Regions from separate parts of the Mus musculus genome. Here all the other regions are linked to region 2. The links are chromatin loops, found by intact Hi-C in ENCODE. Cell type or tissue: heart. All regions are shown on one strand. Region 1 holds the start of Dstn (destrin). Region 2 holds the start of Rrbp1 (ribosome binding protein 1). Region 3 overlaps Dstn (destrin). Region 4 overlaps Banf2os (a long non-coding RNA gene). Region 5 overlaps Banf2os (a long non-coding RNA gene). Region 6 overlaps Banf2os (a long non-coding RNA gene). Region 7 holds the start of Snx5 (sorting nexin 5).

Region 1 (4,000 bases), 96 kb after region 2:
ATTCTCTAATAGCTGGACTGAATGGAGATCTTCTGTGCTTATAAAACCAAACATAGTAAAGTCTGTGTTCTAAATTCCTCATTCTTAAAACATATCCAGAACTGGCAAACTGGCTCAGCAGGTGAAAGTACTTGCCAGGCAAGTCTGACAACCTAAGTTCAATTCCCAGAACCCACAGTGAAAGGAAAACTGGCTCCTCAAAGCACCGTGGCACTCCCGTACCCAAGTCCTCAGACCATAATAAATATATCAGTACTTGGATGTAAGAATGAACCCACCTTTAGTTTTTATTTTTGTCTCCCCCAAGTACCAGGAAATCCAACAGACTCTATTTTCATTTTATTTGAATGTACACCGAACAAAAAATTAAGCTTTAAAGCCAAGCTTTTACGTTTAGAATGTTTGGCCCTGTTTTAAATACTTTTGCATTCTCAACTAAAAGAAGACTGGAGAGCAGACACCAGTTCACTTTATTACACTGAGTGCTCAAATTTAAAAGTTTATCAGCACTCAAAACCTTTGGATTTAGTCTTTACTATAAATCAACATATACATACACTTAAAATCTTGCTGAGGTTCAACAGACTTCAAGGTCTGAAATATTTGTAGCTCATAGCATTAAACCCAAACATGACTTAATATCAAGGCACAGCTAAGCATGGTCCGTTTTCAAGAAAACTATCCATTTAATCTAATGAGCCAGCCTGCACCTGCAAGCCAGTTGCTATATCCTAAGAAAAAACCAAAGTTGTTATTCAGTGAAAACACTCTGTAGACAGATAAGTGGGTACCAACTGTTTCCCGGCGCACAGATGTAGCAACAGGATAGTATTTCTAGCAGTGAGGCAAGGCCTTGCCAGCAAATCATTGACCAAAAATGGTAACATTGTGCAGACTACAGTGACAAAATGTTCCACCTGATCGCCCAGTTGAGATACTGTTTTACAACCGATTTGAGTAACACTTTGGAGGTAGAGAAGTTTGTAAATTAAGCAAAATCTCTACCATCTCAATACAACGAATGTTTCTCTTTTTAAAGGGCTGGAGTAATTATACGGGCTTTCTGAAAGTTTTTAAATTTGCATCTGAAAAGCAACAACATCATGTCCAGGACTTGCACCCAAAGTTGTGGTAAAGCCTTGTTCTCAGGTAAAGGCAAATTTCTAGCATGGATGAATGGACCCGGCAGGGAAGGGTTAAAAGAGCCACTGCCAAGCTTGACAAGCCCAACGAGAGTGCCACTGAAGCTGATTGCCAGATACGACAAACAAAGCCACGGCAAGGCCACCCGGTTCTTAATCACGCTCACTAGCAATTACTCCGCCCTCTAGAGTGTTCAATAAAATCCTTTTCCTTCTCAGTAAAAAGGGCTGGAAAAGCTCACGGGTCACCAAGCTGGCCTTGGAGAAAACCGCGCCCACACGGATGGTCTCAGGTTCGGCCGCCCATCCCGGGGATCTACCGACTTCGGGATCGAAGGCAGCGAGGCCGGGCCGAAGGGGATCCCGGGCGGCGGCCTGGAACGGTGGGCATGATGCCGCCCAGGAGCTGCCTTGGAACCGACCCCTCCCTTAGCACACGCCCGAGGATCACTCACCATGTTCGCTGGGGCGGACTTCGGGAGGAGAGCTAGGAGCCTGACGGCAAAGTCTGTGCACCTTCGTCCTCCGGGTAGCAAAAGCAGGAGAGCAGGCGCAGGGCGGACGCGGCAGCTCGAGCTTATTAAGGGCGGGCACGAGTTCCAGCCAGACTGCGGCTGCGCGCGCCCCTCGCTCCGCCCACCGTTGCTACGCAACAGGCCGGCCTCCCCAGACAGGCCCCACCCAGGAGTCCCAATAGTCTCCAGACAACTGGAAACCCCTCTCCAGTTAAGGGGAGTGCATGGGTTCCCCGCCCAGAGGAGCGCCCGGGCTGCTGCTCCGTGAAGGGTGGACACAGGACGCTCCGGGGAATCTGGCCCTGCCCTGGAGGCGGGACCACGCGATGCCCCGCCTACCGCGCGGCCTTTGCCCATACATGGAAGTCGCCACCTGGCCAGGTGTGCGCGCCGCTAGGGGCGGGGCCCCGGCGCGGAGTGGGCGGGGCGAATGCCGGTGGGCGGGTGCTCTGCTTGGCGACGAGAACTCTCAAAACGGCTCTCAGGGACCGCGACCCGCATTTTTTTACCTACTTTGGTGCTGTTCCCACCACCCAGTCCTGATTGGTCAGCGCGGCACTTCGGGCCGTCGCGTGAGAGGGAAAAATCTGCACAGTTTTCCTCCTTCCTGAGGCGACCGTGGCTGATCAAAGTGCTGTGTGAGTCAGCGCTTATTCCAGGACTGGAAAACAGGAGTGATTTGTTTATCTTCTGAGCGGGCTGGGAGGAGGCCCAGTGGCCCGCGGGGGGTGCGTGGGGGACGCCGCGTGGCCCGGGACTGTGGGCCGGGCCCCGCCGCTGCGCTTGGGGGTTTCTCATTGGGGAATTGTGTTTTCCTAAAGGGCGGTTGCACGGAAATACTGCTTCCACAGGGCCACCCGCAATCCTAGCCTTGTTTTCTCCGGGTGTTTTTGTAGCGAATAAAAGGAACTCGTAAGACGTGGGATGATCACCTCACTTTTGAACTGAATTTAGGCAACGAGAACATCAGGATCTCTATAAAAAAAGTCTTAATTATCTAAGAAGGCTTTTGGGCAACATGATCGTTGTTTTTCTTTGTTTCTGTTTTCTGGGCGCTATATAAAAAAAATCTACCCTAGGTAGCAAACCGCGGTTCCCATTAGTTTTAAGGGTTTTGTTTCTTTCTTAAGATTAAAGGCAAGTCGTGGCAATTCTAATCCCTTACTGCATTGCCACGGGGTGTTTGGCAGGCTACGGCAGTGGCGTCAGAATCACCTGGAGAGTTTGCTCAAAGATTTCTTAGTTCTGGCTCCGTGCACCTAGAATGTAACCTAAGAGTTTGCCCTTTTAACAAGTCTTTGGTATTAATAATTGGTAATCACACTGAAGAGAAAGAACCTACATCCAGCTGCAGCCCGAACCCTTCTGGCTTATTTTTGTTTTTTTTTGGGGTTGGTTTTTTGTTTTTTTCTGCTCAGGACTCTGACCCCACTAAATGAGACTTCATTTAAGGACGGTTCAACCTATCATTGGTGTTTCGTCCTCCACAATCCTGTCCAAATACAAGAATGCTGTTTACTGCATAAAATTTTCTGTGCCTTCTTCCAGATTTTTTTTTTTTTTTTTTTTTTTTTTTTTGTCCTGGAACTCACTTTGTAGACCAGGCTGGCCTCGAACTCAGAAATCCGCCTCCCAAGAGCTGGGATTAAAGGCGTGCGCCGCCACCACCCAGCTTCTTCCAGAATCTTAAGCAAGTCTCTCTGGCTCCTCTGCCTCTAGCCTCACTCCCTCTCCTTATGGATTTGCCCAGTAACTGTGTTCCTATCACCTGCCAGCCTGGATTTTTTTTTTTTTTGACATATTTCCAGCGAATCCGTTTTATGTCTTTCCATAATCATTAACTTCATGGAAATCAGGGAACGGGGAGGGGACACCTTTCTTGGGCTTTCATGGATGTTTTGTGGCTATGAACTGTTTTTTTTTTTAATATATTTGCCACTGTTCCCAGATCAAACTGGGAGTCCCAGAAAGACAGAAATTTGGGGTGCGTTCTACATGAAGGGGCCCAGCCCATCAATGTGCTACATGTTTAATAAATGTTTTCCTAAGTGAGCCAGTATCTGAAGATGGTTTAGGATTTGTCAGACAAATTAATGTATCTGCTCACCGTAACCTCAAATGAACTCCCACCGAACTTTAACCCCCACATTTACCCCCAGTTGCTCTAGCTATTTTTATTCTTCTCATTCTGAGAAGGATCAAATTTTAATAAAATGCTATATTGACCAAATGTTGAAACCTAATTCCCAATGTGATGTAATACTATTTGAAAGTCGGTCTTTAAGCTAACCTAGGTTGTCAGGTCAGAGCTTACAAGAGTGGGAGAAGATCGCAGTGTATGAA
Region 2 (4,000 bases):
GCCAGGATCGGCTTCTGGGAAAAATTAAAGACAAATAGTGAACCAAGATGAAGAACAACCCTGCCACAGAGAAGTCTTTGGGCCCTTGGTGGATTTGGGTATCACTTTAGGCTGCATGCTCAGCCTGCAGTCTTCCCTGGACACTAACAAACACGACTGAATGGATGAATAAATGTTCTTACTTATCCCCACAAGAGAGAGTAACTGTCTTACAGTCCATTTATGCCCAGGGAGGTAAATGCCCCACCATGATCCAGCCAGACTGGCTGCTAGCAACTGCTGACCAGAAGCTGGGATCCTTAATTTTATTTCAAGTGAATCTCAGCTCTGGAAAATGACTGAGTGTGGAAAGGTGATCTATAGTGATTCCTGCTGATTAATCATTAATTCCCTAAGACACTGAGATTCAAACCAGAAATAAATAGTTTAGTTTCAGCCTAACCCCTCTGTATTCTCTCCTTGCAGTTTTACTATAGACCAACAGCTGTCAAGTAGCAATGGCCAAAGGGGTGCTCACAGAGGAACTGAGGCAGGAACTCTGCAGCCACAGAGGCTGGGGCAGGTGTAGTCCTTTGGCCTTTTAGAACACTAAATCTTAGAGGCTGGGGAGGTGGCTCAGTGGGTAAAGTACCTGCTATGAAGGCCCTGAGTTCAAATCCCAACATGAATGTGAACACTCCAGGTGCCACCTACAATCCAGCACTGTGAAGATGGAGACCGTCACTCACTGGTCAGGCAGCTGAGTTAAAGGAGTGGGCTCCAGGATCATAGACAGACCCTGCTCGAGCAATAGAGAGAGAGATATGCCTGATATCAAATTCTGTGTGGACTCGAAAGGGGGGTGGGGGACAGAGGAGAGAGACCAAACTTCATTTCAAAGAGGCTGATCTTGCCTCAGGCTCAAAGGAATAATTTTAAGAGCTGCAGTTAAAATGGTTATAACCTAAACTTAAGCTGGCATGGTGTTTCATGCCTTTAATGCCAGTACTCAGAAAACAGAGGCAGGAGGAACTCTGTGACTTTGAGTTCTAGGCCAGCCTGTTATACAAAGCAAGTTGTGGGACAGCCACATAGTGAGACCTTGACTCAAAAAAAAAAAAAAAAAAAAAGAAAAGAAAAGCACTTAAAGTTAAGTTATTTCAATTGAACTTGGTTTTGAAGAGAGGCTTTTGTGTTGATGAGATGGCACAGGGAAACTACTTTTAAGTACTTTCTATGCAATCTGACTGAGTTTTGATCCCTAGAAACAGCCATGGAAGGAGAGAATCAAGCAGAGAGTTGGTGCATGGTGGCATATGCACCCCTCTTCTAAGTAGGTGTTGGTTGTTGTTTTTTTGTTTTTATAAAGGGGTAGCTGGCTAATATTTGGAGTATCACTAGATCAATTTCCTGGGTTGCTATCATATTTTCTTGGGCCAAAACCTCATGGTCCCAACATCTGAAATCAAGTGTCACAGGATGGATGTAACTCTGCTGTGTGATTTGTACAAGGACAGTATATTATTCTGTTTAGGGAGTGGCTTTTCTTATCAAAATTTCCACCTCTATTTCTTTTGTTCTTTCCAGGTCTTCCACCTCAATTCTCCCACTTATTCAGTAAAATATGGAATGCAGAATGCAGTGCCTTTACGGATAGATAAGGCCCCATCCTCCCTGCTCTGACCCTTGCAGAACTCTTCTTTAGACCCAGAGGCTGGTGCTTTGTGTGACGTTATTTGGGTTTAAATAAGGCATTTTCCCAGTTGTTCACGGTTTGTGCAGTCCTCCTGAGGGTAACATTCACGGCCACCTCAGCCCGGCAGTGTGGAGGAAAAGAGCAGCCTGCGGCCAAGGGGATTCGAACCGCAGTCTATCGGCCTAGGCGGAGCCAAATCCGAATAAGCGGTGGCGTGGAGAGCGGAGGCCTGGAGTGGGCGGGACCGGCAGAGGACCTCCCTAGGTGGGCGGGGAGTTAGAGACCCGCCCCCGCGCAGAGCTGAGAGTTGCGCTGCGCGGCTCCGCCCCTCTTCGGCCCCGCCCCCCGCGGCTCCCCGCAGCTCCTCCTCTCTCTCATTGGCTGAGACGTAGACCCTCCTTTTTGGCCAATGGTCGCCACCGCGGCGCGGCCGTCCGCGGTCTGATTGGTCAGAGGCCGGCAGAGTGGCGGCTAGTGAACCAATAGGAAGAGGCAGCTCGATGAATGGCTGGTCCGGGTGGGGAAGGCAGGAGGCGGCGATCCCGGCGGAGGGGGCCGTTCGCCAGCTCCGAGGCAGAAAGTGCCACGACTCCACACACGCGCACGCAGCCAGCGAGCGGCCGGAGCGGACGGCGGACGGGGCGGACGGCGCCAGGGTCGCAGTGTGTGCAGCTGCTCAGGGGCGGCTTCTCGGTGGAGGCTCGGCCGGCTCCCCTCTTGCGGTTCCGCGGCGGCGGCGGCGGCTGCTCTTGCCCTCTCGCTCTCCCTCTCGCGTCTCCCGCTGCAGGTAAGAAACTTGGCCGGGCCCTGCAGCGGCGGCGGCGGTGGAGGCGCGCGGGCTGGGCCGTCGGGGCGCCGGGCCGGTCGCGCCGCGAGTGACACGTCTCCTCGGCGGCCCCTCCCCCGGCGGCGCCGGCCCGCACGCCCGCCCTGGCGGTAGCCGCGGCCCCTCGAGTGGGACGGAGCTGCGTGTGCCAGGCCGAGCCCGTGCAGGGGCGTCGGCCGAGCGCGCCCCTCGGGGTGGATTCCCCCGGCCGGCAGGCCAGGAGCTGCGGCGGCCCCGCGGCACGACGTGGCGACCCCTCCCTCTCGGCCGGGCCGTCGGGCCGGCCCGCGCGCTCCGAAGTTGGGCTAAGAAAGTTGGCGGCGGGGCGGGGCGGCGCACAGCTGGCGGAGGAAGGGGTTAAGTTTCGGGAAGCCACCGGATGACGTTGCCGGGCCGGAGTCCGGGCCGGAGGGGGTTGGGGGGGCGGAAGGCGGTGGGCCGGCCTGGGACGAGGGCTGAGACTGGATTGGCGACGCGGGGGCCCAGAGCCCCGGGCTGCGGGCTGTGGCCACAGGACACGTCGGCAGCCCCGACGGGGCGGGCGGGGGCCACAGGGCTCGCCGCGGGTGCCGTCCGGGACTGGCCGTAGCAACTTCCCGGAGTACGGGATGAGGCTCCCTGCTCCCCCTGGCGGCAGGGCCGCAGCACCGTTTCACGGCGGGTCCTCGCGGAACCGGCACGAGGGTGCGGGACCTGGCCAGGGTTGGGGCCACCCGGGGTCCTGCCTGGCGTCTCTTTCCCGCGCCCATGATTAGTGGACCCGTGGTGCTAGGCCTGGGCGGAAGTCGGCACCTCCGGCCCGGCGGGCCAAGCGCCCTGGCACTGGGCCCGCCGTCTGTCCCGGCCCGCCAGGCTCCCCGGCAGTGCCCGGGGAAGGGAGGCCGGTTGACCCGGGCTTACTGCAGGCTGTGCAGGATGCTTCAGAGACTCTTTCCCGTAGGTGTCACGCTTCGTCGACAGTTGCTAACCAAATGCTTTCTCTCAGAGGTTTCCCATTTCCCCATCTGAGAGACAGCAGTGGAGACCCAGCACGTGTAGGGAGTAGCCAACTGGTATTGACTGTTCTTGTGGGATGTGTGTTTAGGGACGTGAGAGACAAGGGAACAAGGTGGAGCCTGGCTTGCACTGCCAACCACTGCAGAAGTCGCACACCTGGATTCCAGCCCCATGAACACCGGAGGGTCATGTCTCCTAACCTCTGAACCTGGGGTTTCTTTATCTCTTGCCTGAAGATAGTACCACCCACTCACCACTGAGGTCAGGGGAACTGAGCAGGAAGTGTGAGATCTTGTGCAAAACCGAGGGCAATTTGGCAATCAGTCCTCAGGTCAGAGGTCAGGACTGGGAAACACCAAGGAAATGAAACTTGGATGGATCCCTAGAGCCTCCCACATCTCTGTTTGCTAAGCTAGCAGTTCATTTGCTTAAAGCCTAATGGTGGGGGTTGGGGTCCTGGGTTGAATTTTGTGTAAAGACTCACATTGTAGGCTGAAGAATTG
Region 3 (4,000 bases), 85 kb after region 2:
AGTGAGTTCTAGGACAGCCAGGACTACACAGAGAAACCCAGTCGGGGGAGGGGGGGGGGCAAAGAAATGCTCAATAAAAAGATGGGTGAGAGTTAATGTTTTGATGATGCTCCCTCCAAACACTACCTAACAAAAACCCCACCCAGAACAAGACATGAGTTGTTGGCCAGGGCTGTCTAAAAGGCTCCCAAAACATACAACCTATCGCTGTTGTCCTTGGCTGTCCCTTACTGCTGAAGTACCATGCATTTCAGAAACAGGGTCCATGCCTGAGCTGGAGGTGACTAGAAGCCGCCATGAAAGCAGGGGAGGCACCGACAGTCCTACAGAGCTATAACACCTATGAACCACAGCAACAAACACAATGGCAGGATAACCCTAAGAGTGCACCAGTGGTATGCATACCACCAGCTCTCTAATTGGACCTAAACCCACTGAACAAGAGAGAAACCACGCCTGGTACTGGGAACTCAGCTAATTCAGTGCTAATGAAGTCATGATCTTGAAGGAGAATCTATAACCAGCACTTTATTAAACCAGTACAATCCCTAAGTACAATTTGTCCTTTCAGTTATTAGCTCTCACCTAAATCTGCACCTGTTTCTCTATGTGCTGATGAAGTCTACAGTTACTTCTACTCTTATAGTATTATCTATCTAATACTGCCCTATCTGTTGCTTGACTTCTGCTCTTGACATCTCCCTGAAAGAGTATGAGCTCTTAGTGGGTTCTTTTGATTTACTTATGCCTTGCTAGCCCCAGACTCAAGACCTTGTACATGCTAAGCAGGCATTCTATCACATGCCTATGTTCCCAGTCTGTTAGTATCTCTATCGCTGTACTCTACCCTACATATCTTTACCAATCCTCTGTCTTAGTTAGGGTTTTACTGCTGTGAACAGACACCATGACCAAGGCAAGTCTTATAAAAAACAACATTTAATTGGGGCTAGCTTACAGGTTCAGAGGTTCAGTCCATTATCATCAAGGTGGGAGCATGGCAGTATCCAGGCTGTTATGGCGAAGGCAGAGCTGAGAGTTCTACATCTTCATCCAAAAGCTGCTAGTGGAAGATTGACTTCCAGGCAACTGGGGTGAGTCTTAAGCCCATACCCACAGTGACACACCTATTCCAACCAGGCCACACCTATTCCAACAAGGCCACACCTCCAAATGGTGCCACTCCCTGGTCCAAGAATATACACACCATCACATCCTCCATCCCCGGCTAGAACTGTGAGGCTGCCAACTGCATGATGACTTAACCAATAAAAGTTATATAGTATGTCTTTAAGCTTGTACATGTTTTTTTTTTAAAACTGCCTAAAATGTGAGCATTATATTTCATATAGATTCAAGATCAATGCTACATAAGAGATATGAATGTATACACTAATCAACATTCAAGAGCATAGCTAAAAAAAAATCAATATTCTACAAAACACATTTAAAAATTTGTATGATTTAAGTTGTTTCTACAGGCCCATTTGATCCTGCTGAAAACATTTAAAGACACTACTTAAGCAAGGTGTCTGCTAGTTTTACCAAGTAGGGAGAATGTTTCATGGATTTCCTAATATTTAAAAGACAGAAATGATTCCCTGTAAAGTCAAGGATAAGGGAGGGACAGGCATTTTGCCTGAGTGTAACATCTTACCCAGAGTAGCGTGGCAAGAGAAAGAACCAAAGGATAACCAAACAGGAGAGGAGGCAAGCATAGTCTGTGTGCAGCACCAGGATTCTCTATATGAAGTCTGACTCTCACACTGATAAAACTGGTACGTGAATTCAGTTTCAAGATACGAAGATCAATATACAAAGGCAGTAGCATTTTTATATACCAACAGTGAGCTAGTGAATAAAAAAAAAAGAAAAGAAAAATCAGGAAAGCAATCCCCACTGCCAAAACAAAAACAACAACAGCAACAAAAAACCCTTACAAAGGACTGGGAAATGAAGCTCAGAGATACCTAAGGTGTCCAACAACCTTTCCAGAGCCTTAGCACTACACTATTAAAAAGCAAAAACAAAGCTAAGCCCCTTAGGCCCACATCTAGCCAAGGGAGTGAACTGACCAGCAACCCCCAGAGCTGTGTCTCTAGTTGCGTATGTAGCAGAGGATGGCCTAGTCACAGCCATCATTGGGAAGAGAAGTCCTTGGTCTTGCAAAGATTATATGCCCCAGTACAGGAGAATGCCAGGGCCAGGAAGCAGTGAGCAGGGTTGGGGGAGGGTATAGGGGACTTTCGGGATGGCATTTGAAATGTAAATGAAGAAAATATCTAATAAAAAATTGTTTTTGGGAAAAAAAAAGTATTTTAGCAAAAATAAAAGACCAGAAGCATCATAATAACTCACATCTCAAAACATACTACCTATAGAAAATAAACAAAATAGCACGGTGCTAGCATAGAAGCACACACATTCAGACTAACAGAACAGCTCGAGATCCAGGAAGTCCCTCCCCTCTCTACCCGCGCCATCACGGACAAAAGCACCCAATCCTGCACTAGAGCAAGGGCAATCTGTATGAGTGGTGCTGGGAACCTCACACACAGCGCACAGACTAGACCCTATCTCCCATCACAGATAAATCAAGTCAAGGGCTGGAGAGTCGGCTCAGTGTTTACACTGGCTGCTCTTCCAGAGGTCCTGAGTTCAATTCCCAGCAACCACATGGTGGCTCACAAACCATCTAGAAGGAGATCTGATGCCCTCTTCTGGCCTGCACAGGCAACAAAATAGAGAAACAGGCAAATGGGCAAACAGGTAAATCAAACCAATTAGTTTCTGTACAACAAACAATACGAGAGAGAATAGACTCTTGTGAGACTATGTCGGGGCCTAGCAAACACAGAAGTGTGATGATCACAGTCAGCTATTGGATGGATCACACGGCCCCCAATGGAGGAGCTAGAGAAATTACCCAAGGAGCTAAAGAGATCTGCAACCCTATAGGTGGAACAACATTATGAACTAACCAGTACCCCGAAGCTCTTGTCTCTAGCTGCTTATGTATCAAAAGATGGCCTAGTCGGCCATCACTGCAAAGAGAGGCCCATTGGACTTGCAAACTTTATATGCCCCAGTACAGGGGAACGCCAGGGCCAAAAAGAGGGAGTGGGTGGGTAGCGGAGTGGGGAGGTGGGTATGGGGGACTTTTGGGATAGCATTGAAAATGTAAACGAGGAAAATACCTAATAAAAAAATAAATTAAAAAAAGAATTGTTTCACTAAAAAAAGAGAGAGAGAATAGACAACCTGCAGCGTAGGAGAAAATATTAATAAACCATTCAACCAACAAGGATGACTGAGTATGACTATCCAGAAGAAACAAGAGACCCAACAGAAAAATAACAGTGATCTGACGTAAAGGGGGAGGGAAGGTTATTATCCTTTCTCAAAGGGTAAATGACCAATTATATTAAAAAATGGTATTAGTCAGAAGGGAAGTGCAAAGCAAACCATCACCAAGTACCATCTGTCACATTCCTGTTGAAGGCCGCCATCAAGAATCAAAATCTATCCATGCTGGCAAAGACACAGAAAAAGCTGAACTGTCACATATCTCTGGTAGTATCGTGAACTTAGACAGCATTATGGAAATTAACATGGAAGTTCCTCAGAGCACTAAAGATAGAACTCCCACAATCTAGTGTCCCACTAGTTAGACATGCAAAGGAAATCAAATCAGCCTAAAAAAGAGATGTCTGGTAAATTCCTGTGGTTATCATGACACTATTCAAAAACCGAGGTGTGAAATCAGCCAAGGTCTTCACTGTATCTGACATCACTACTCCACTTTTTCAGACCTGCCTGGAACTCACAATCTTCCTTCTTAGCCTCCCAAACGAGGGAACCATGGGTGTGTGCCACCACACCTGACATCATTTCTCCTTTTAAAGCAGATCATTTGGGATTTTGCTCCTGGGTTAACATATTCTGAACACCACACTACTCCCTGCTGGATGAATAGCTGGCAAGGACTCTTTCCTGTTAT
Region 4 (4,000 bases), 75 kb before region 2:
GAGTTGTGGCTGGTGGAGGATCATTTGCCTGGAGCCTTCTCCAGGACCATCATAAGCCATGTTGTTCTGTGTATGGAACTTCACGTGCCCACAGCTAGCCTGTCCACACCCTTCCTGGAGTCCTCTCCTCCCTTTGCAACCCCCCTTTTCTGGATTCCTCGATGTACCTCTTAAAACAACAACAACAACAACAGTCACCCACACGTGCCACTAGAGGTCTGTCTGGCTTGAGGGGAGCTCGTGCCACAGAACTGGGAAGCAGCTGGTATCATGTATCAGGGAGAGGACTGTGGTCAACTGGGCACCCACATGCCTGAAAAAGGTAGCAGCTGCCACTCAGCTTCCAGCTGCTGGTTGCCATGGTGCCCTCTCCTTCATTTTTTTTCAAGAATTGCTAGAGAGCTAGATTTTCACACCACGTCGTCTCCCAACTTCAGAATGCTGTAACAAATGAAAGGGAAGGAGGAGGAAGGGGAGGGGGAGAGGAAGGAGGAAGATGAGGAGGAAAAGGAGAAGGAGGTGGAAGAGAAGGGGGAGGAAACTGTTCAGGTTACAGAAGCATGCCAGAGGCTGTAATCTTACAGACTACACATTAGCCACTCACAGTGAGTTAAAGCCAGTGGAGAGTGGAGGGTGGAGGGAGCTGTCTGCAAGGTGTGACCCTTAAGTGGCACTTTGAGAGGTGATAACCAGGAGATGGGGGGGGGGTAACGGAAAGGATTGCCGGAAAAGGACGGGAAACTGGCCAGGGCGTGGAAAATAAGGACAGAGTTTGGAGTTTTGGGGCTGGGCTCACCAAGGAGGATGGTGACATCAGATCTCTTGTTCTCTGGCAAGCGCACCTCTCCAACCCTTACTGTCATGGCTTCCCTGATTTCTGGGTTCTGGGAAGCCCCTCTCCAGGCCCTGTCTTCAGATCCCCATTATAACCCCAGCATGAGCTGTCTGTGTCATGCCTTACATGCCAAGAGTTTTAAAACGAAGACATGATCCTTAGTGTAAATGAAAACTGAGACGTACGCTACTATGTGTCTCCCAGAATGACTTGAAACTGGAAAGCCCAGGCTAGAGAGAATCAGCGAAGACACAGACATGCAAGGAGCTCAGACATGGCTGTCCAGAGGCTGACCACGTTGGGAATCTGTCTGGCTAGCTAAGTAAAGCCGAGAACATATGGGTCCTGTCACCCAGCAACCATACTCCAAGGACACCCAAGGGAGCTGGGTAGACCAAGAGACACAAAAGAATGCCCTGTCCAGACAGCCATTGTAATGACCAATAAGTAAGTTAACCTATTCCTGAAGTGGAATACGGCCCAGCCACAAAAAGCCAAAACCAACCAAACAAAACCCGGAACTGTTGCTACTGCAATAACATGCCTCACACTGAGAGAAGCCAGACACGGGAGAACACATGAGCCCCAAGTTCAAGAGCAGTCTAGCCCAGTCTCAGCTGCTGCGTGTCAGCATAGTGTGGGAAGCAGACTCTGAGAGGGGTCTATGAGGACGTGGGTGGCCAGGGGTAGTCTGTTGATCTAAACAGAGCTTACCTGGATGTGTCGCCCCTAGACTGATACCCCGGGGAGTGATTGCTTCTGGAAACTCATCGAACTACTGAGGAGTCCTGTGCTTTCTGTGTGAACATTAGAATTTTTTTTTTTTGGTCTCGTTTTGTTTATAAAGACCATATTGCATAGCTTAGCCACCACATACACATCTTCAGAGAAGATTTAGAGAACACATTTGGGCTCTAACAGCCATTTCCCCCCAAAAGAATTCCAGGATATTCCAGTCAGAAGTTAGGAGGCTGAATCTCTGAGGCCAATCTCGGTGGGAACCATATTTTATAGACCTTATGGGGGAGGGCAAGGCACTGGCTGTGCGGGGTAGGGCAGGGGTGTGCGGGCTGCGGGTGGGAGCGGGGCGTGGACCCGGTGAGGGAGGAATGCAGTGTGAGTTTGTGATTCAGATGAGCGCTGAGCTTGTTTTTTTTTTTTTTTTTTTTTTTTTGGTGCAGATTTGACCCTGAGACCATTCATTGTGGGACTTTGTTCATCGACTTGTGGGCACTTTAAAAACATGACCATATTGGGCTTGGGAATTTGCTCCTCAGCTACAGTAGAAAGTCCAGGGGCTTGGGCGGAAGTGTGGTACAATGGGGAGGCTCCACAGGGACTCCCTGCGGTGCCTGGCTGGGCCAGGGAAGGGATTTCCCTGCGTCTGCTGAGACCTGCCTTTCCGGTCCCCAGGCCTGTGTTTGCAGCACAGCCTCTTCCAGAGGCTACTGCCTTCCAAGGACTGTGGGCAGCCGTCCTTGTCCACAAGGCCAGGGGAGCCAGCACGGGGAGGTCCCAGGGAGACGGATGCCCTGGTGGGTTCCCCTCCCCGAGAACCCAGGAAGCATCTGCACCCCTTCCAGAAGCCGACCTTTGTTCTCCCGGGTCACAGACTGGCTTATCTGGCAGGGTTTGCCTAGTCCAAGTTTCATTAAGGAGCAGGACAAACAACTCCAAAGGAAGCTGCCTCCCAGTTTACTTCAGAGTCAGGAAAAAAAGAGAACTGATGGGGAGCTGGTAGGAGACGCTCACAGTGGCTGTGGGTGGCAGGGTGGGCTCCAATTTTCTAAGAGTAGCATTTAGTGCCCGCAGTGGATTTGATTCAACGCTTACTTCTTGTGTGCCTACTCATGCCAGGCACGGGGCCAGGCTCTACTGATTAATTGTAGTGGACCAGAATAATAAAAATAAGTGAATGGTGTGGTTGATTGGAAGGTGATAAATGCTAAGGAGAAAAAAGTAACAGCGCAGCTGCCAAGGAAGGAGATGAGACTGGAGGGCCTGTTTTTAATGTAAGGACCATGGCAGAGGTGAGTAAGCAGGTAAAGTTAAAAGGGAAGGGACGGGTCAGGGGACAGGGGACAGGGGAGCAGCCTGTGAGGATGCCCAGCAGGCTCAGTACCAACAGTGGGTCTGCTGAGTTGGGGACAGGGAGGCCCAGTTTGCGCTGGAACAGAGTTGGTGTGGCAGCCCGCTAATAAATTAGGCTTTTCTGTGGTGAGTGGCACGGGTTAGAACTTTCCGGAGAAAAGAAAATAGCAGAGTCAAAAGTTTTAAATCTCAAACTCTCTGTCTTCATAAAATACACTCGAGTCAGTTTCTAGGCACCTTCCCGAAGGAAGAACAGGACAGGCGACTGAAATAAACATTAAAAGCTGCTTGCCAAAGCTTTGCTCATAATGGCAACCCCCGCCCCAGTACCTCTCAGTAAGCGCGGGAGGTTCAAGTGAACATGGGGTGCACACACTGTGCTGTTGTACAGTCGGCTCCCGATGTCCGAGGGCTGGGGGTGCATAGGTTCCCACAGCCACGCGTTGTTGGCCAGACTGCGTCTGCACAGAGCATGGGCAACTTTACGCCACTGACCGACTTCTTTAGGGGCCGGTACAGGGGCAGGGCACTGTCCTGACATTGCTGTTCCATCTGGAGAGGCTCTAATGTGCACAGGAGGGGCACATCAGTGTGCGCAAATACTAAACCAACTCACAAAGGGCCCCGAGAGCTCAGGCTCCGTCCATAGAGAGGCGACCAAGATACAAATGTACAGAACTGTTCAAACTGCCCTTTCCCTCTGCGCCCTTTTCTACTGAGGCATTTACCCTACAGCCCGGTGCATGCGGGGCAAGACCCCACGCTGTATAATTAACCACTTCTTCGCGGTTTATTTCTTTTAATATATTTATTATTTATTTATTTGTATGTGAGTAAGGGTGTGGGGGTGTGGGCTTGGGGGCCCTGTGGCATGCATGAGAAGGCAGAGGACAGCTTGCGGGCAGTTAGTAGGCTTCTGTTTCTCATTCTGTGGGTTTTGAGGATTGAACTCGGGTTGTCAGGTTGGGTGGCAAGTGCCCTTACCCAGTGATCCATCTCATCAACCCCCACGTTTTTTGTTTTGAGACAGGGTCTTGTTCCATTGACCAGACTGGCCTTGAACTTGTGATTCTC
Region 5 (4,000 bases), 110 kb before region 2:
AGGCAGAGGTAGGAAGCCAGCTGGCCTGCTATGCATATGTGTCCATGTGTCCATGTGTCCTTCCTTCCTTCCTTCCTTCCTTCCTTCCTTCCTTCCTTCCTTCATCTCTCTCTCTTTCTCTCTCTCTCCCTCTCCCCCTCCTTCCCTTCCCTCCCTTCCTTCCTTCCTTCCTTCCTTCCTTCCTTCCTTCCTTCCTTCCTCTCTCTCTCTCTCTCTCCCTCTCCCCCTCCTTCCCACTCTCCCTCCCTCCCTCTCTCCCTCCCTCCCTCCCTCCCTTCCTTCCTTCCTTCCTTCCTTCCTTCCTTCCTCTAAACCTCTTTGAAACAAGGTCAGTGCCTTGTTTATTTCTGTCTCCTGCCCTTGCTATAAGTTGTTGTTGCATAAACCTGCAGAAAGTTGCACTGTGATCTTCCCAGCTCATCTTACAGAGGCTCCTCACTCTGCCATCCCCACACTTGCTTCCATATGGTTTGTTGTCTCTGGTAGCTCCTTCAGGCATGACATCCACCTCATAGTTAGCCACTGATTTCCAGTTCTTGACCAGAACCTGGTGCTCTGCAAGTTCCCTCTTAGTAACACTTATACATCATGTTCATTTTGGGGGCTCCAACTTTCAGAAGCCTCTCTGCCCACCAGAAGCTCATTGTCTGACTCCCCTGACTGCTTGACACACAGAGTGCAAGGCAGGTAGTCTGGGACACAACCCCAGAGATACTTGTAGGAGAGAAGCAGGGAAGCGGGGTTAGTAGCAGACAGAGGTTCAGCTGCTGCTGTGGGTGACATGAGCTTCATAAGACAGAAATATCCTTGGAAAAGGTGTAAATCACCCTCCTTACAGTCATCCCCGACAAAGCCAGGGCATCAGTGTTAGTCAGGATTCACTAGAGGGATAGAACTGACCGGGTGAGTAGACATTACCAATTCAATTCGCTTATGTGATAGTGGGTAGGTAGTTACAATGGCTGACTTCACGCTGGAGAGGCTGAGAACCCAGTAGCTGGACAGTTCATGAGGTTAGATGCCCCAGCAGTTCCAGTGATGCTGAACACTGAATGGTTTCTGGAGAGTCACTGTTGAGAGCCTGAAGAAGCTGGAGTCTGATGTTTTCTGAGGTTGGCAGCAGCAGCAGCAGAGTAGATGCATTCACTATCAAGAAGCAAAGGCTGGCTAGCAATACTGTCATCCCCCCCCCCCCCCCACTTCCCCTGGCCCTGGCCCTGCCTTAGGACCTCTTAATTTCTGGATTGCTGTGAGAAGGTGCTGCCACTCAGTTAATCCTTCTTAGAACCACAAACTCACCTCCAAAGGCATATCCAATCAGATGGACAGTCAAGATTATCCATTATACCAACACCTTTGCAGTCGTTGGCTGGGGATTCCTCTTGGGAGAAACAGATACTTTAGTATTCCCAATCCTAAATTTGCAGACAGTCTTCTGTGGTGTGATGAGAAAGCCCTAGGAAGAGGCAGCTGGAACTTGGCAGGAAGTCAGTGAAATGGCAGAACGGATGGAGAGGAGTGAGCTCCAAGAACCTCTACCCCTGATCTTGCATGTGCTGTGATATCTGGAGATGAGCATCTCTTTTGTGACTCTGAGTGATAAGCAAGAAGATGGTAAACCAACACACAGAAGCTGGTGCTGTGGGGTTGATAGGAGGGAGCAGGAGGGGGGTAACCATGGTTCTTAGTGTCACTGGCAGCTACACTAAACTGAGCCACATTCCTAGTGCATGAAATAACTGTGTCTGTAATTCTCCAAGCCACTGTTACTGCGGTGTCCTGTTACGTGTTGTTAAGTGAATTCTGCTGGAAACAGAGCTATGGAATGAAGAGTTGGGAAAGTCAGCCCAAGCAGCTTAGTAGACTCCGACACACCCGCCGTCTCAATGTTTGCTTCAAGGGAAGTTGAGATGAGATTCTAAGTAAATGCTTGTTAATAGACAGCTGAAACGGTAACAGGCTAGGTACCACCAGTGCAGGGTGCGCCAATTTCCACGTGTTAAGGAATTCAGTTCTTATCCCTTTGGCTAATGACCATGTACTTTGGGTCTCCTTTTGTCATCTGATTCCACATTAAGACACCATCTGACATTAATTGTTGGTTTCTCAGATCCTCTGCTATTCTGGAATGGCTCAAAGGTCACTAATAAAGTCTTTTGGCCAATTTATTAATAGTCACAGCTATTTTTACTTCTGCTTGTTGCGGTGCAACACTGTGTAGTACTGGAAGCATAGGGACGCTGTTTTCCTTTGGTGTCTTTTGTAGGAGCTGGGTGGGGGAAAGGGTTATACAGGACGTCTTGGCATCACCAGGATAAGTAGCTTCGGGGCTGGGCACAACTGCAAATTGCCTCCTTGTCAAGATCCCTTTGACAAGGGAGAAGGCAAGTGTGAGAAATCCAATTCAAGCACACAGGGAATTCGTTGACTCCAGTGATAAGACTCCAGCAATAACGCTCACGCAAAGCTGGCTCCAGCGGCTCTGGTGGGGCACGCACCCTCTCTGCTCTGCGTTCCTCCCCTTTGCTCTTGGTTTCTTTCCACTTCTCTCTCTCTCTGTTTTCTCCTTCTCATGTGCACACACACACAAACCTCATCCTACCTTGCTTCTATTTACCTTTATTCCACTCTATTCCCATGCCATGCAAAATGGCAGCCACGCTTCTGGTTGTTTCCACGTTTTCTGGGTAGCCTTTCCGCGATCCTCTAGCAACTTCACAAGGTCCCAGATTGGGCTTCCCTGAGTCAATCATAGTGATCAAGAAGATAGAAGATTCTGATTGGTTGCCCTGGGTCAATGCCTGTAGCAGTGGGTCAGTCAGGAGAAAGATAGTGGCTAGAAGGGAGTCATGGGTGGAGGAACATCCAGAGCAGTCAACAGAAGGTGGACACGGATGCATGTGGAGTGACTGCCGCTGCCACTACCGTCTCAGACCCACAGATCCAAATTGGACAGCTAGAAGTTCGGCCCCCAAAGCAACCAGCATGTTTAACCCTCTGACCCCTCTGTGAGGAAAGGGACAAACATGTAGCCGGTTGAGACTATTTCGGAGACAACGTCTGGGCACTGGCTCTTTGAGAGACACACCCAGGGCATGGGGCTGAATCCGTGAAACGGGGAAGGAGCACTGATAAAGGGGGCATGTTAGGAAATCAGGAAACGGGACTCCCGTGCCCCTCCCCCAGACCTTCTGAGAAGTGACACCAAATTGTATGATTCCAAACCAGGTGTGGTAGCGCACACCTGTCGTCAGCGCCGAAGCATCGGGAAGAGTTCAAGGCCCACCTGGGCTGTTTGGAGGCTATCCCAGGAGTCATTTGTGGCCCATCTGACTTGGATGAGTGTGAAGGGGGACACAGCGACTACTCTCAGACAGAGAGATAGATGCAAGAGTTCAAGAGGCAGCTGTGGGTAACGCCTGGCCTGGCTTCTGATGTTATAAAAGATCCCAGAGCTGGCCTAGGCCTCGTGACTTTCTGCAGTCACCCGTTAATTGCTACCTGTGCGTTTGGCTCAACCCTTACCAGTGGGGCACGCAGCAGCCCCAAAGGCTTCGGGGCTTTCATACCTTACAGGTTCTGGCTACACGGACTGGACTGACTGATTTGTTAACAGAAAAGATTTTGTTTCCAGGACTGTGGATTCTATGAAACTCCCACCTGAACCCTGCTGAGAAGTTCTTGCTAAGTTGCTTAACTCACTTGCCCGAATGAAAGAGCTGGGCAGTTCTCCGGATAGTTAAAACCTTTAAGACTCTTCAGAAATAGACACAGGGTGAGGTAAACCAGAGCCCGATGCACCGGAATGTTCTTCAGATCAACTTTTGCCTGTGGAACTCATGATAGAGAAGCATTTCCTGTTATAAATGGAAGCCTGGCTATAGTGGGGCCACTTTGCCAACCCCCAACAAACAGCCAACAGCCTCTCATGCAAGCCAGCCTCTTCATTTTTCAGATGTCAAAGGGGGAGAGAGATATCTTTTCACAGGCATGAATGCTT
Region 6 (4,000 bases), 170 kb before region 2:
TTTTTTTTTTTTTCTGAGATAGGGTTTCTCTGTGTAGCTCTGGCTGTCCTGGAACTCATTTTGTAGACCAGGCTGGCTTTGAACTCAGAAATCTGCCTGCCTCTGCCTCCTGAGTGCTGGGATTAAAGGTGTGCACCACCACTGCCTGGCTGCCTTTCCTCTTTAGGTGCTAGGATCTTCTCTCAGTTGTGACAGATGTTGCTATATGTCCCCTATGGAACAGTGGGATCCTACTTGCAAACTGTTATTCTACATATATCCTTACATATCCATGCACGTGCATGTACGATAGTAAATTTTCCAAGTTGTATTTTATTAGTGTGAGTGTGTGTAATATGTATAGAGAAGTGCATGTGTGTTGTGATGCCAAGTGGAAATCTGAGGACAGGTTTCAGGAGTCAGTTCTTTTCTCCCACCGTGGATGCTGGGGATGGAACTCAGGTTATCTGTCTTAGGCCGTAAGTGCTTTAACCATTGAGCCAACCAACTGACGCTGAAAAATGCTTTTAAAAATGATACTAAGGGGCTGGAGAGATGGTTCAGTGGTTAAGAGTCCTGACTGCTGTTCCTGAGGTACTGAGTTCAATTCCCAGCATTAGGTCTAAAAGGCCTTAACCTTGTCTCTCTTGCCCATCATTGGATCCTGTACTTATTGTTGTTGTTGCTGTTATTGCTATGTGTTTTATTATTATTTTTAGACAGGGTCTCACTACGTGGTACAGTGTGGCATTGAACCCATGATCCTCCCATCTCAGCTTCCCAGCAACCACATGGTGTCTCACAACCATCTGTAATAGGATCTGGTACCCTCTTCTGGTGTCTCTGAAGACAGCTACAGTGTACTCATATACATAAAATACATATATCTTTTAAAAAATGATCTTCACACATATCTATTCCATATTTTCATTAGGGGACTCTTTGTTAGTTTCTGTAACCAGACAAATAAAAGTAGGACCTTATTATTTAATATGGGGAATATGTATTTTTTGACAAACATGCCTGTTATTTTCTGTCCAACTCAACTGTAAACTGGTAGAGTATTTTCCGAACCTACACAAATATTTCTTGAAAGAATGAATAACAGAGATTAAGTTCTTTAAATGCCCTGAAAGAACAGGTTAAATATTTCACAATATAAATATCAGCTATGGAATAACTTTCCCTTGGTTCCCGCTTGCCAGCTGTACTTTAAGAGAGCCCACACCTTAGCTCCTCTATCTCCATTGACAGAGGCTGGAGATCTGGAGGCTGTTGGATCCCAGATGTCCTGGGACTCCACACACAGAAGCACAGGCTGGCCACGGTAATGAGTGTGGGGTTCTGCCTGCCGCATGGCAGTCTCTCAGCTTCACTCCTTCCACCAAGACCGATGGGGCATCCAGGCCTCAGGGATGTGTCTGGCATACCCAAGGGCCTCGCCCACAACTATCCTGCTCTGTCAACACCTGGCTTTTGTGACAGGTGGTGGCCTTGGTTCTGGAGAAAGTGCCCTTTCCAAGAAGGTGAGGGCATGACTCCAGTGTGGGTGATCAGCCTGAAGTCCATTCTGGCTGATTCTGGGCAGCCTGCCCAGTTCCTTCTCGGAGTGCAATTGACCTGGCACATCCTCTGGATTTGATTTTCTGTTTCCTGGAGGGGCATAGTTGGCTGCTGGGCAGGTGGCCTGTGCCAAACATAATTAGGGTCTACTTATGGTGGACACTCTATTTGTGGAGGGCCTGCTAGCCATTACTTCCTCTGGGTCCAAGGTAGAGTGAATCTATACAGCAGGTGGAGGGGACAGGCCAGAGAAAAAGGCGACTGAGGAGAAGGCCATGGAGAGTGCCGAGTCCCGGAGGTATTAGATGAAGGTTATTAGACCTGCTCTGGGGTCCTCTCCACGTGGGTCTCTCTGGGATAATCTCACAAGAGCCCCATCAATGATGGTTGTAACAGTGGCATAAACAATTCAATGAAATATTATATGACTGGGGATCTCAGTCCGCTTTATGTGGTTCTGTCTATATGGCTCTTAACATTTTTAGTTTTGAGAGATGGAGTCTCACTGTGTAGCCCTATCTGGCCTGAAACCGTCTAGGTAGACCAGGCTAGCTGCAAACTCTTAGTGCTCCTCCTGCCTTTGCCTCCTGAATGCTGGGATTAAAGGCATGAGCCACCACATCGGGCTCTGTGTGGTGGATTAAAGAAAACCCAGTGGGCTTCAGTGGCATGTTTCCTAAGAGAAGGACCTGGCGGGAGACGCCTGACACAGTCTAACCATTGGGATCTGGTGTGTATAGTAGGCTCTTACCTGCTGAGGGGGCGGCAGAGCTCTGCCCACATTCAGGGCGAAGGGACGCAGACTGCACTTCTCAGTGAGGATCTTGTCTGATTGTCTAAAAGAGGGAGGAGGGGCTACGGGGGCCGTTTGAGATAGCACCATCTGCTACAGACTATAATGGATGAAGACAGAATGAAAGCCAGTGTCTTTCTTCAGTCTAGGAGCCTGAAAGCTCTATCTCCTACTGTCATTCCCTTGGAAGTTTCTCTTGACAGCCCATTGGGTCAAGTTCAGTGGAACCAGACACAATCTCTGTCTCTTCTGCTTCTGCTGTGTCTCACTGTTGGTAGTGTTAGCTCAAGTGAGAGAAGAAAATACAACGGCTCTCTTCTATCTGCTGTTTCAGTTTCTGCTGTTTCAGGGTGGTCCACTGTGGCCCCAAGCACCACGTAGAATATTCCAGAAACAAACAATTCAGAAGTTTAAAGTTGCATGTTGCTCTGATGAAATCTTTCAACACCTGCTCCACCCCACCTGGAAGGTAAATACCTCTTCGCTCCATGGATTCCTGCTGTGTACACCACCCACACGTTAGCCACTCTGGCTGGCTTGGCTATCAGATTCTCTGCAGCAGAACTGCAGTACTGTGTACATTTACTTAACAATGGCTCTCAAAGGCAAAAGTTGTGATGTTCTACGTTGTTATAATTTGTTGTAATCTCTGGCTGTGCAGAGTTTATGAATAAACTTCATCAGAGGCATGTGTGTGTGTGTGTGTGTGTGTGTGTGTATGTAAGCACAGTAACAGGGCACTGCAGGACCAGTAACTTGTGTCCACCCCAGAATCTCCTTTACCAGTCTCTGGTCCACCCTTCCTTCCTTCCCACTGAATCTATTCTTAGCTCTTTGTTGCAGGAGTGATTGGCATTCTTGTGCAGCCTCTTGTGGATGGGGACACCTCTGCTCCCCTGAGATGCTTTTCCTGTGGTCACTGTTGGTCCCTAGTCAGTTCTTGTCTTGTTGGCTTGGCCTCTCGCTGGCACTGAATAGAATAGAGAAGCAGGAGACAGGTCCGCACATCCATAAACAGAGGTGCCCAGAATCACTCATTGAAGAGTGAGTGGTCTGCTCTGTAACTGGTTCTAGGACTATTGGGGATCCATGGTGGAAGAAAGAAACTAGATTCCTATCTCTCATCATGGGCAGAAGTAGCTCAAAATGGATTGAAAATATAGAGCTCAGACTGGAAGCTATGAAACCACTGGAGGGAACACACGGAAGACACTAAATGGTGTTGGCCCAGGTCAAAAAGAAAAAAAAAAAGTAGAAAAAAATATTCAGGCGTGTGGATGTGGCCTTAAAAGCACAACAAACAGAAGCCAAAGCAGGAAGGTGGGACTGCAGTAAATTGAAAGCTTTTCATCCAGTAAAGGGAACAGAGACAGTTGGCAGAAGAGAAGAAAATATTTGCAAACCATTTTATCTGACAAAAGATGAAGTTCCAGGGTATATAAGGTACTCAAACTTACCAGCAATATCCTTAATAATCCATTAAAAAATTGGTGAATGAGCTAGGCATGGTGGTACCCACCTCTAGCCCAGCACTCCAGAGGCAGAGGCAGGTGGATCTCTGTGAGTTCCAGGCCAGTTTGGTCTACAGAGTGAATTCCAGGACAGCCAGGGCTACACAGAGAAACCCACATTGTGGAAGGAGAGAACTGACTCCTGCCAGCTGTC
Region 7 (4,000 bases), 260 kb before region 2:
TACCTGGCTAGAAAGGACTGCTTTAAGGACGCTATCCTCTTCACTTGTCTAATGAGTCAGGAGCTGATGCCTGCCTGCCAATGTGATCAAAACACACTGTACCAGATTCTCTAAGAACTGGTCACATTTTTAAAAACAAGAGAGTTGAAGGCTGAAGGTTATTTAACCATTTCCTAGCCAAGAACATTTGATCAGTTCAATTTACCAAACTATAAGCGGGGATTGGGAGTTCTGGATTGTGGCTAGTCAAATGATACTGACTAGTAGAACAATGGGTAACCATTACATTCTGAGCAAGAAAAACTATTTAAAAACTAGACTTTTGGCAGGGCAGCGGTGGCACATACCTGTAATCTCAGCACTTGGGAGACAGAGGCAGACGGACTTCTGAGTTCGAGGCCAGCCTGGTCTACAGAGTGAGTTCCAGGTCAGCCAGGGCTAAACAGAGAACCCTGTCTCGAAAAACCAAAAACCAACCAACCAACCAAAAAAACCCTAGACTTTTGTCAAGAGATGGAAAAGAATTGATAGGTTGTTTATAAATTATGCAAGTTTGTCAAATAATTTGATCTCTGTTATTTCCATTTCTTTAAGTGTGAACTACAGTTAATAGTATCTACGAAGATTAAGCAAATTAGCAGACATGAAATGCTATTTGAAAGTACTTCCTCAGTAAGATTTTTTTTTAAGCTCCATTCTTCTGACAGGAATGCTCTATCTCCTAAAAACCAGTGACCACACATAACCAGAAGCAAGATAATTACTTGAAGTATATTCTGCAAACCCGTCTTCTCCCAGCTCCAGAACCATCCGCTCTTTCCACCTCTCCAAAAAGAAGCTCTGTTCAGGTGGCATGGTCTGCTGAAGGATGCGGGTCACACTGGGTATCGAGTTCCTTTGCAAAGGGATCTTCAAAGGGCTTGAAGAAGCATCTGTGTGTGGTTTCCCGGTTCTCTCTTCATTGAAGATAGGAAAGCAGTGTTGTGGGACTCTGGCCTGTGGCTCCGGCTCTGCAGCCTTATGCTTACTCACTGGTCCATACAGTACATCATCTTCCTTGAACAACGACTCTGGAGTCTGGGCCGGGCCTCTGGACAAGACAGAGCGTACTAAACGAGAGTACTTCGCTTGGTCTACTGCTTCGTAAGAGTTTTTCTTCTTCTGGCTACACAAATAAGAGAAAGTGGAGAAACTCACAGGAGGGCTTGCTTTTACAGAAAATCTGTTTAACCTGCTAAGCAGCCTGCAGAAGGTCAGAGGCAGTTTCATTTTTAGACTTCGCCCCTCTAACTTTTCTCTAGTCTGGAAAGTTTAAAAGTGTGTTCTGTTCGTATCTGAAAAAAAAAAAAAAGTGGTGTTAGGTTTAAGACATTTTCTATATTAAAACCATCAAATTGAAAATCACACAAGAGCCGGGTGTGGTGGCGCACGCCTTTGATCCCAGCACTTGGGAGGCAGAGGCAGGTGGATTTCTGAGTTAGAGGCCAGCCTGGTCTACAAAGTGAGTTCCAGGACAGCCAGGGCTACACAGAGAAACCCTGACTCAAAAAACCAAAAAACAAAAACAAAAAAACCCACAAGAACATTAAAAGTGCATACACTAAACTTTTGACGTTTCCAAAAAAAAAGAGAAAATCATTCCCAAGTAAGATTCATGAAAATTGTAAGTGGCTTTTGTTCAATGTTAATGTGTTGGCCGTTTCGGATATGACACCTTAAATCTGAATGTGACAAGGCCTGGAGGCATAGACCAGGAAACTTAAGTTACTTGGGTGGCTGAGGCAGTATGAAATTGAGATTTTGGGTTAGCTTGGCTTTGTCTCTAGAAACAAAACAACTACAATCTGCCCCCCCCCAACAAATTCACAAGTCTTAATTAACAGTTAAACACCTACATCTACATACCAAACTCTTACTAAATATTCTGTATGGGCATCGCTCATCTATTCCTCACGCCGCCCTTTAAAAAGTGGGTGCTACTGTGACCTCGTGGTCCAGACTCGGGACATGTCGCAAGTGGGTCTGCACAGCCCATCCAACGTTAATTCCAGAAAATGATCTCTGCAGGTGTCTCCCATGGCTGCGACAGGACAAGCGTGGCCCTTCGTGCCCGAGTTTGGATAGGGAAGAGAGTATTTAAATAGAAGGTCGGTCAGCGGCAGGGTTCTAGCTGTACCTGAGATGCCACCACGCTGTAACACCCAGCCCGCAAACAACCCTCTCGGGACCCGTACTTTCATCGGTCCCGCGCTTTCCCAAAGCGAGGCGGCCCCAGCATGCACTACGGCGTTCCCGTCGCACCTGTGAGGCGCCATCCCCTCCACGCCCCCGAAGCAGAAGCGCGGGCGCCGTCAAGCCGCGCGTTGTCGCGCTCACGAGATCTCGCGCACGTCACCGCCGCTCGCCATCTTGGACTCTGGCTGAGCCATAAATTGCCCGGGCCGCGGTGCGCGTCCTTTCTCGAGGCGTGCCTCGCCGGCGGAGGGTTCGGAGCCCGCGTTCCCGTCGCGGCCCTCCGGTGCTGGTGTCCGCGTGGCGCGGAGCGAGGGTAGGCTCCCCGCGTAGCTTCTATTGCCCGGCTCCAAGATGGACGGCCGCGGGGACGGGGGAGGCCGCACTGGGGGAGCACGTGGCGTGCCGCTCGCTGGCCTGCGCCCGGGGCTGCTGGGATGGTGGCGGAGTCCCGCGGCCTCCAGCCGCCGTCCGGCAAGGAGGCCGGCGGAGGCGGGGCCGCGGCCGCCCCTGAAAGGCGCCCCGGCGGCGGCCCAGCCTCTTCTTTCCTCGCACAGCCACACGGCCCCTGCTCGAGGCCCGCGTCGCCATGGCCGCGGTTCCCGAGTTGCTGGAGCAGCAGGAGGAGGACCGCAGCAAGGTGAGATCCCTTCCTCGCTCGCTACCTGGGCTGGAGGTTCCCGCCGGCCTCCTTGGGCTGGGTGGATCTTCTCTGGGGCTCGGACCCCAGCAAGATCCCGAGGTTTTCCCTCAACCACCCCTTTAGAGATGGCTTTCCAACGGGGTGTCTCTGCACGCTCATTCTCTGACCAAGGAGACCCAGACAAGTGGGACCCCACTTCTTGAGCTCTCGGTGGGAAGCTGACCGACGCTCTGCCAGTCATTCGACTGAGGCTAATCCTCTGAAGCCCTTAGGAGCGTGGTTTTTTTTTTTTTCTTTTTTCTTTTGCTCCTAAAACTTAAATCGACTACATGGTAATTGGAAAGTGGATCAAAGTTTCGTTTGCTATTCCTATCTCCTTTTAAGAAAATGGCCTTTTCGTTTAAAATAGTGGGGAGATTTCTAACGAGTATCTGTATGTAGCATGGTTTTTGCAACTTGGGAACGCTAAATGTGTCCTCGTGGGAGTTGTAATTTTTAGTAAATCCTGTGTGTTGATATAACCCTCGGGCTGCAAATATCTTGAGGACTAATGCAATAAACAGGGATTGCTATACGGGCAATAAAGGATTCTACTTTTATTGGCTCTTTAAACTTGAATTTTCCACCGCACAGGTAGGTTATGAGTCAGTTTTGTGGACAAAATCGTCAGTAATATGGGAGCTCTTAGATTTTAATAAGAGCTGAATTAAGATTTCATTTTAAGTACCTTTGAATGGGCAAACATTTTTTTTTTTGTTTTTGTTTTTGTTTTTCGAGACAGTTTCTCTGTATATCCCCGGCTGTCCTGGAACTCACTTTGTAGACCAGGCTGGCCTCGAACTCAGAAATCCGTCTCCCAAGTGCTGGGATTAAAGGCATACGCCACCACGTCCGGCGCAAACTTTTTATCTAGTAAGTAAATACCGGTCTCTGGCGCACCAACCAGTTGGATTGTTCCAACAAGGGTATTGTATTGAAATAGAGCTTTGTGCGAGGTGTTTTATTTCTTTTACATTAGAAGAATTAGTTTCTCTCCCCTGGCATATATAATAGGTACTAGGGGCAGGAGAGGCCCTGGTGGCTCTTTTTTTCCTCCTTTTTTGGTACGGAGCAGAATCATTTATG

What was found. Hi-C counts contacts between places; a loop is a spot of excess contacts. Peaks named below come from ENCODE experiments on the same cell type or tissue, not always from the same donor. Only the 100,000 strongest peaks of a DNase experiment are listed, where the experiment ranks them.
Region 1: it touches region 2 in a loop (5-fold over the local background); 8 of 42 quality-filtered maps call a loop at or near these places.
Region 3: it touches region 2 in a loop (8-fold over the local background); 8 of 42 quality-filtered maps call a loop at or near these places.
Region 4: it touches region 2 in a loop (7-fold over the local background); 5 of 42 quality-filtered maps call a loop at or near these places.
Region 5: it touches region 2 in a loop (5-fold over the local background); 2 of 42 quality-filtered maps call a loop at or near these places.
Region 6: a loop joins it to region 2, with 2.0 times the contacts of the local background. A loop is called at or near these places in 4 of 42 quality-filtered maps.
Region 7: a loop joins it to region 2, with 4 times the contacts of the local background. A loop is called at or near these places in 13 of 42 quality-filtered maps.

What each region holds. Positions count from the first base shown.
Region 1 is chr2:143,913,245-143,917,244 of GRCm38, reverse strand. It overlaps Dstn (destrin), which reads right to left and starts at 1,914. Exons shown (of 4, transcript NM_019771.2): 1 at 1,598-1,914. The coding sequence starts at 1,600. It also overlaps a transcript of Bfsp1 not described here. In heart, no CTCF peak of the experiment used is centred here; DNase peaks (open chromatin) are centred at 1,784 and 2,294; H3K4me3 peaks cover 3,229 bases; H3K27ac peaks cover 3,523 bases.
Region 2 is chr2:144,009,461-144,013,460 of GRCm38, reverse strand. Rrbp1 (ribosome binding protein 1) reads left to right here and starts at 2,198. Exons shown (of 24, transcript NM_024281.2): 1 at 2,198-2,462. In heart, no CTCF peak of the experiment used is centred here; DNase peaks (open chromatin) are centred at 2,120, 3,050 and 3,670; H3K4me3 peaks cover 2,452 bases; H3K27ac peaks cover 2,465 bases.
Region 3 is chr2:143,924,629-143,928,628 of GRCm38, reverse strand. The region is part of intron 1 of Dstn (destrin); the gene reads right to left. Among named protein-coding and RNA genes, the nearest start is that of Dstn, 11 kb to the right of the region's middle. In heart, no CTCF peak of the experiment used is centred here; no DNase peak of the experiment used is centred here.
Region 4 is chr2:144,084,688-144,088,687 of GRCm38, reverse strand. All of the region lies in intron 2 of Banf2os (a long non-coding RNA gene), which reads left to right. Among named protein-coding and RNA genes, the nearest start is that of Banf2, 54 kb to the right of the region's middle. In heart, no CTCF peak of the experiment used is centred here; a DNase peak (open chromatin) is centred at 2,247; H3K27ac peaks cover 1,765 bases; H3K27me3 peaks cover 1,986 bases.
Region 5 is chr2:144,121,349-144,125,348 of GRCm38, reverse strand. The region is part of intron 2 of Banf2os (a long non-coding RNA gene); the gene reads left to right. Among named protein-coding and RNA genes, the nearest start is that of Gm5535, 66 kb to the left of the region's middle. In heart, no CTCF peak of the experiment used is centred here; a DNase peak (open chromatin) is centred at 1,728; H3K27ac peaks cover 276 bases.
Region 6 is chr2:144,181,123-144,185,122 of GRCm38, reverse strand. The region is part of intron 2 of Banf2os (a long non-coding RNA gene); the gene reads left to right. The region is part of intron 1 of Gm5535 (predicted gene 5535); the gene reads left to right. Among named protein-coding and RNA genes, the nearest start is that of Gm5535, 6.2 kb to the left of the region's middle. In heart, no CTCF peak of the experiment used is centred here; a DNase peak (open chromatin) is centred at 1,572; H3K27ac peaks cover 574 bases.
Region 7 is chr2:144,269,249-144,273,248 of GRCm38, reverse strand. Snx5 (sorting nexin 5) reads left to right here and starts at 2,347. Exons shown (of 14, transcript NM_001199188.1): 1 at 2,347-2,548; 2 at 2,790-2,872. The coding sequence starts at 2,822. Mgme1 (mitochondrial genome maintenance exonuclease 1) reads right to left here and starts at 2,345. Exons shown (of 5, transcript NM_028984.5): 1 at 2,177-2,345; 2 at 765-1,334. The coding sequence starts at 1,269. In heart, no CTCF peak of the experiment used is centred here; a DNase peak (open chromatin) is centred at 2,498; H3K4me3 peaks cover 2,396 bases; H3K27ac peaks cover 2,644 bases.